Linked DNA regions of Homo sapiens: region 1 is linked to region 2. The links are chromatin contacts, found by Hi-C or POLR2A ChIA-PET in ENCODE. All regions are on one chromosome and are shown on one strand. The core of a region is the stretch at or near the end of the contact, and the rest is flanking DNA. Distances in the headings are between cores, read along the strand shown.

Region 1 (3,203 bases), core at 93-2,592, 180 kb before region 2:
CTGCACCCCAGCCTGGGAGAGAGAGCAAAACTCCCCATCAAAAAAAGAAAGAAAGAAAGAGAGAGAGAGAAAGAGAAGGAAGGAAAGAAGGAAGGAAGGAAGGAAGGAAGGAAGGAAGGAAGGAAGGAAGGAAGGAAGGAAGGAAGGAAAGAAAGAAAGAAAGAGAGAAAGAGAAAGAAAGAAAGAAAGAGAAAGAAAGAAAGAGAAAGAAAGAAGAAAAAAAGAAAGAAAGAAAGGGAAAGGGAAAGGAAAGGAAAAAGAGAGGGAAAGAAAGAAAAGTCTCTGGCATCTCTACCTGGATTCCCCAAGCTGGCTGCAGATCAAAACACTAACACTTGGACAGGTTTATAAATGTAAACTCCTAGTTCCAATCTGACAAATTGGAATCTCCAGGAACTGGAGGTCCAGGAATTTGCTCCTCCCAGTTGATTCCAATTCCCTGCCCTGTGTCTAATTAGAAACCTCTGGTCTAGATCCCCAATACAGTAGGAAACTAAGAGATCTTCCTGAGAGCAGGGGCTAAGGTGGTTCCCACCCTGGAGTAACAGGAAGACGAACCATGATCTGAACCTGGGAAGGTGTCACGGCTCCTGAGCCACCCATAGGCATGGCCGGGAGAGCCCTGCCTTTGGGGACACCAACCGCTTAGACACTCGGTGAGGTCTGTCATGTGGCGGTACTCATCTTCATGCTCACTCTCATTTCCTGCCTTACAAATGGAAATCTTTACACTACACACAACAACACGGACGCTGATTGAGCTTTCAATGGATTGCCTACTTCTATGTACTATCCAGAGGTTTTGGATTTCTGCCATTGCCTTTCTGTCATTGCTGAGCTTTTAGCAGAACCTGGTCCAAACTTTGGGCCTCAGAATGAGGAGAAGGTGTCTGTGCCATGCTTGAGCCCTGACTTGGAAGTTGCCCCCACTTCTGAAGTCAGCTTGAAAGGCTGGAGTGAAGGAGAAATTCCGGTGGGAAAGCTGAATGGAAGCCATGGATCCCAGGACATCATCCCCCTGCCCAAGTTTGAAGTCTCCCTCCACAGCCCCCTGGGAATTAGGCCTGATTCTCTGAAAGGAGGGAGGATGTTTTCTTTCTCCCCCACCCTCCCGACCTCCACATACCTCGAGGGCATGTCCAAAAAGCCAGTGGGTGGGAGGCCCTGGGAATTTGTCCATAGCCTTAGCCAACGTCTGCCTCCGCAGCAGCAGGTGGATGAGCTTGAGAAAGCCTAAGACCAAGATCAGCCCAGAAGCCCACAGGCCCAAGGAGGAGAAGCTCAGGGAGAGGAAGCTGGGCACCATGGTTGCAGTTCCAGCCACCTAGCCTTCATCTGACCTGCCTTCAGCTGCTCCTGGGTTCCTTTATACTCTGGACCCATGCATCTTGTCAGCGTCCAGCCCTAGCCACTCCCTGCAGCCAGCAGCAGCCAAGGCTGGGCTGAGTGCCATAAGGCGGAGACAGCAACCTCCAAAACTGCAAACAACAGAGGAGAGAGCCTAGTGGCCTTCTCCCAAAATTCAGCTAAAGAGAAACCTAATAGTGGACTCCAAAAAAAACAGGCAATGGGTATCCCACCTTGATTCCTTAGAACAAACAGATGGCAATTCTTGGTGTAATCATCAGCATAATAACCACTGTCTTCTCATACAAGCACTGTGAATGTTTCAGGCACTTTTTACATACTATCTCATTTAACCCAAACAGCAAGGAGGTCAGAGGCACTCACATTTTATACCCATTTCCCAGATAATGAAGCTGAGGCTCAGCTTGCCTATGCTTTCTCTCAAGAAAGCTTCCAGTGTCCCCTTCAATGTGAACCCTTAAGAGAGCTGGCATTTATGCTAGGCTCGCAATGCTTTGAGTTCTTTTTTGTGAGGCACCTTCAGAGACAAGGTTCTAGCCCCAAAAGGGAAATACCAGGTCAGAAAGGGGCCAACTCCACCCCTAAAACAATAGTGCCATTTTGACACTTAGGAACATAGAACTTTCAGGGTGATGAGAGGTCATCAAATTCAATCCCTCCTGGCTGGATGGAGCCACTTAAGCTCAAGAGAGGTAGGGAAATATCCAAAGTTGCACAGCAAGAAATTGGCAGCTCCCAGTGCCACAGCCCAGGCTTCTGTGGAAGAACAAGTTTGGCTCAGACCACTGCCTTGCCTGGGGAGGGTATGTTATTTGCAGAGGCAGGCAGATTAAAGAAATCAAACAAGATATGATGTGGCATGCAGAGACTTGAAACAACAAGAAATGCATCAATACCCCAGGACTAAAGGAAGAAGGGAAGAAAATCATGATCCTGTAGCTTGGTGGGGGTTGTATTTATGGGGAACACAGCTAGTGCGAGAGAAGTGATGCTGGAACAGTGGAAGAACAGAGCAAAAATGTCCTAAACTCTTTCATCTGCCATCTCCCATCTCCTACTAGTGTCTCCAATCAGCCAAGCCAATCAGAAGTGAAATGGCAAGGAGCCTGGGGAGTCAGTCTGCAGAAGTCAGCCTCCCAGCAAGATAAGAGCAAGGACAGTCTGGCAGGGAGGTGGCAGGAAAAAAACCAGCAATCAGGTGGACTTGGATCTCAAATCTCAGAACTCAGATCACAGGTTCTAATTCAGAGAATGATAAGCCATCAACATGGCTGCCTTATCCCCTCTGGCACAAGAGACCAAGCCTCCTCCTCTGCTGGGGAGACATAATGTCCAATCTTACCCATAGGCAGAGAAAGCAAGAAGAGAGTACAATGAAAGAACTCCAAAAGTGTCTTCTCCATTGGTCTGTCACACTTCCTGAAATTTCACATTTGTGCTTCATTTTATAGGATCGAGACATTGAGTGCACCATTTAAAAAGCAAGTCATGTTGTATCTTTGTTCTTATTGGTTTCAAACAACATCTTTATTTCTGCCTTCATTTCATTATGTACCCAGTAGTCATTCAGGAGCAGGTTGTTCAGTTTCCATGTAGTTGAGCGGTTTTGAGTGAGTTCATTAATCCTGAGTTCTAGTTTGATTGCACTGTGGTCTGAGAGACAGTTTGTTATAATTTCTGTTCTTTTACATTTGCTGAGGAGTGCTTTACTTCCAACTATGTGGTCAATTTTGGCATAAGTGCGATGTGGTGCTGAGAAGAATGTATATTCTGTTGATTTGGGGTGAAGAGTTCTGTAGATGTCTATTAGGTCCGCTTGGTGCAGAGCTGAGTTC
Region 2 (3,682 bases), core at 136-2,635:
TCTTTACTTTTATTTTAGGTTCAAGGGTACATGTGTAGGTTTGTTATATAAGTAAACTCTGTGTCATGGGGATTTGGTGTACAGATAATTTCATCACCGAGGTAAGCAGCATAGTACCTGATGGGTATTTTTGTCTCATCCTCCCTCCTCCCGCCCTCCACTCCCAAGCAGGCCCCAGTGTCTGCTGTTCCCCTCCTAGTATCTATGTATTCTCATTGTTTAGCTCCTACTTGTAAGTGAGAATATGCAGTATTTGGTTTTCTATTCCTGTGTTAGTCTGCTTAGGATAATGGCCTCCAGCTCCAGCCCATGTTGCTGCAAAGGATATGATCTGGGTTAAGGATCTAGCGTGTTCTCATGTCATCCAGCAACAGAAGGTCCAGACACAAGGGAGGTCCAGTGTGCCATGGTAAATGCCCACCTCTGGCCTCCAGCTCTCCCCTACCCGCATCTACTCACCTCCCACCCCTCCAGAGTGGCTTCTATGGCTAAGCTCTCTGCTTTGGGCTTCCTACCCTAGAAAGCCTCCAATCTTCCCTCCCATCCCAGACAGAGCAGCCAACTGGTCCCTGGGCCTGGGGGCCACGGTGTGCATTGAATGCTGGTGGGATATCTGTCTGTCCTCGAAGGAACCCAGGTGGTAGGGAGAGCAGATCAGATCTTGAGTGGTTTGGATTTGTCAGAAGGAAGGAGGGAGAGAAGGTATTCTAAAATGGAACAGCTGGGATAAGGGTCTGGAGATAAGAAATGGGGTGACTCTGGGTAAGGAGCAAGGAGAATCAGCCCAACCTGAGCCAGGCCCCCTCCCTGGTGAGGAGATGAAGTTTGTGATTTGAGCGCTCTTCTGGGGCTTGTCCCTCAGGGGTGAAGGACTCAGCTCATGATTCCCAAGGCGTTCATTTATTCCTTCACTCACCCATTCATTCATTCATCAAGTGGGTTTTGAGTTCCTGCTATGTGCCAGGAGCTGAGGATATGGGAGTGGATAGGACGGTCCCGATCCCTTATTGGGTCCCGGGACAAGTGTGACGCAGACGATTCTAGGAGGGCAAAGAAACCACCCTTATCTAGCAGCTCTTGTTTCTGCTCCAGAAGAAGCCGAGCGTTTTCCCATTTTACTGTCTGGGAACTTGAGGCTGCCTCCTTGGTGGAGGTCCAAGGAAGCACCGAGAGGGCGGGCAGCTCAGTTAGTCCTTTGTCCAAGGGGAAGCTGGGAGCCCCATATGGACTTTCCGGGAAGGTGGGGGCGAGTGCGTCTGTGTACTGGAGTGGAGGGGAGTCCCCTTTCTCCGCCCCTCCCCGCCCCGTGGCCGCGGCGTGGCGGGGCCGGGGCGGAGCTGGCGTCGCCCGGGGCAGGAGGGCAGCCGCGGCCGGCAGGACAGGCAGACGGACAGGCTGACAGGAGAGAGAACAGGCACTGCGGGACCTGCAGGAGAAAGGCGATCCTGTGGCTGGGAATGTGACCCCACGGCCAGAAGAGGACCCGTGAGTGTGCGCCGTGCCCCTGCGGCCTCGCCGCGCACCCCGCCCGCCTGGCTTCCACTTTCATTTCTTCGGCCGTCCTGGCGTGGCACAGTCCGGAGGAGAGTCCCGCCCGAAGGCAGGCTGGCCGCTGTCCTGAGGCTGGCGTCCGAGGCTCAGAGCTTCGAAAGTTGCGGGGGGGATTGTCGGGGTGGGGGAGTACGGGGCAGAGGGGAGGGGTTGGGGGGCGTGTTTTCGGGGAGCGGAAATGTCAGGCGGGCTCCTCTGGGTCCTACGACCTTCCTGGCCCTGGGAGCTGGTTTGAGGTTGCAGGGAAGCCGGGGGTGGGCGTGGGTGGCTGCGCGCCGCGAGGAGAGCGTGGAGTCTTCGCCTCTACTTTTTCTCTTCGACCTCTGTCCTAGAGAGAGTCCCAGGATGGATTCTGGGTTCAAACTGGGGCCATCCTCTGGCCCAGATCCTGGGCCAGGCCCAAGGAGTGGTAGATGTAGCCTAGCAGGGGGCTAAATATCAGAAACAGGTAGGGTCAGCCTGCTGTCTTCATTTGAGAAGCCCAGATCCGCACCCAGGGAACGAGCAAGGCACTGCCACTCCAGGAGTGAAAGGATAGCCATCACTGGGAAATGGGGGCTAGGACGGGGAACGGCAGTGGTTCAGGGAGAGACAGAGGTTCTGTGACAGATAGAAACTCAGTGAGGGCATGGGGGTGGGGAGTGAAGGGAGTTAACCCTGTGGCTAGAAGAGCACCTGCCCTGCACCCACCCCCTGAGCTTACATTTTCCTGGAAAGAGACCCAGGCCTTGAAGTTCCACAGGAGTAAGGTGGAACTCTAGCTCACTGGTCAGGACACCCCAGTTGCTGTGCGGAGTCAGTGTGTTGGGGACAGGAAGCAGGTTGGGCTGTTTGGTGGAGAAGATGCTTCCACTGTCCCTCCACTCCCCTCCTCTTCTCTGTCTCCACCAGACCATTGATGAGCCAGTGCAGGAAAATGGTCTTTTACTCTTGGTCATGAGCTGAGCCCCACCTTATCCCAGTTCCCAGTTCTGCTTGTAACTTGCTATGTGGACACAGGCTCCTCAAGTCCTCTTTTTAGGCCTCAGTTTCCTCATCTGGGCCTCAGTTTCCCCATCTGTACAAGTGAGTTGGGCCAGCTGATCTATCAGGGCTATTTTAACTCTAAGATTCTAGTCTAAGCTTTCCTTAAAGCCTGAACACTGACTTTGTGCCAGGCCTTGTCCTAAGCTGGGGGTGGGTTGGGGATGGAGTGGAGACTGCAATGACCAAAAGCAGCCTCTACCCAAGGAGAAGGAGATCTGAGTTCAGGAGAGGAGGCTGTGGGAGGAGGTAGCAGCCAATCTGAGGATGTGTGGTCAGGCAGGTGGAGGGATAAGAAAACATGCAGAGGCAAAAGAGTGGGGGCGTGTTCAGGAATCAGGAAGAAGCCCAGGGTGGTTGGTGTGGGGAGGTGGGAAGTGGGGCAGGAAAGGTAGGACAAGGTGCTGAATGCCAGGGTGGGGGCCTATTTCTAACTGTCATAAAGGGGGCCATGCAATGTGGGGAGCCCAGGAGCCCCGCCTAATTGCAGTGTGAGGGATTTTGGAAGCACTTGCCCCAAGCAGAGTTTAAAATGGAGATGGCAAATGAAGCGCAGAAATCTCTTTGCTCTGGAAACTGGGGTCCCACCCTGGGGACTTCTTTGGGTGAGAAGTCGAAGAGTCGGGATGGATGAGATGACCTTTCACATCTGTGAGTTTTTTTCAAGAGAACAAGTTCCTGCTGAATGGCCTGTTTCTACTCTCCAAGCTGCTCTCATTTTACCAGACTGCCCCCATCCTGGCCTGCCTTTGTGGGTTCAAGGAAGGACCTTTGTCTCAAACAGCTCCCCAGCTAGTTTGACTTCTTGCCAGAAGTAATACCCCTCCCCGAAATATGTGCCATCCCTTTGCTTTTACCCAGGTGTCACCTGGTTCCCACCCTCCCTTCCCCAATCCTGTCCCAGGGTTACCAGAGATGTGAGAAAGGACAGTGCTCCAGCGTCAGAGGTCAAGCCCAGGCTTTGGCCATAAGCAAGCCTCAGGGTAGGGCTAAAGGCTAGAGTCAGGGCTCACACTTGCCAGAGCCCAGGTCAGAGGTCAGCCAGGAACCAGAATGCAATTCTTAGCTTATACTCAGCCTTAGTGCTCAGTCTAGGGGCAGGGGCAGT

The links. A loop is a pair of places that touch in the nucleus more often than their neighbours do. ChIA-PET counts read pairs that join two places held with the same protein, here RNA polymerase II (POLR2A). Pooled maps may share reads with other maps.
Region 1: a map of PC-9 shows a loop between it and region 2 (5-fold over the local background). The contact joins the promoter of CYP4B1 here to the promoter of MOB3C in region 2. A Hi-C loop is called at or near these places in 1 of 168 maps with a recorded cell type or tissue (PC-9) and 2 of 50 pooled maps. POLR2A ChIA-PET finds 5 or more read pairs at or near these places in 1 of 52 experiments (WTC11).

The regions. Positions count from the first base shown.
Region 1 is chr1:46,797,185-46,800,387 of GRCh38, reverse strand. CYP4B1 (cytochrome P450 family 4 subfamily B member 1) reads right to left here and starts at 1,342. Exons shown (of 12, transcript NM_001099772.2): 1 at 1,127-1,342. The coding sequence starts at 1,306.
Region 2 is chr1:46,614,514-46,618,195 of GRCh38, reverse strand. MOB3C (MOB kinase activator 3C) reads left to right here and starts at 1,385. Exons shown (of 4, transcript NM_201403.3): 1 at 1,385-1,485. RefSeq lists a silencer at 1,211-1,490 and an enhancer at 1,891-1,960.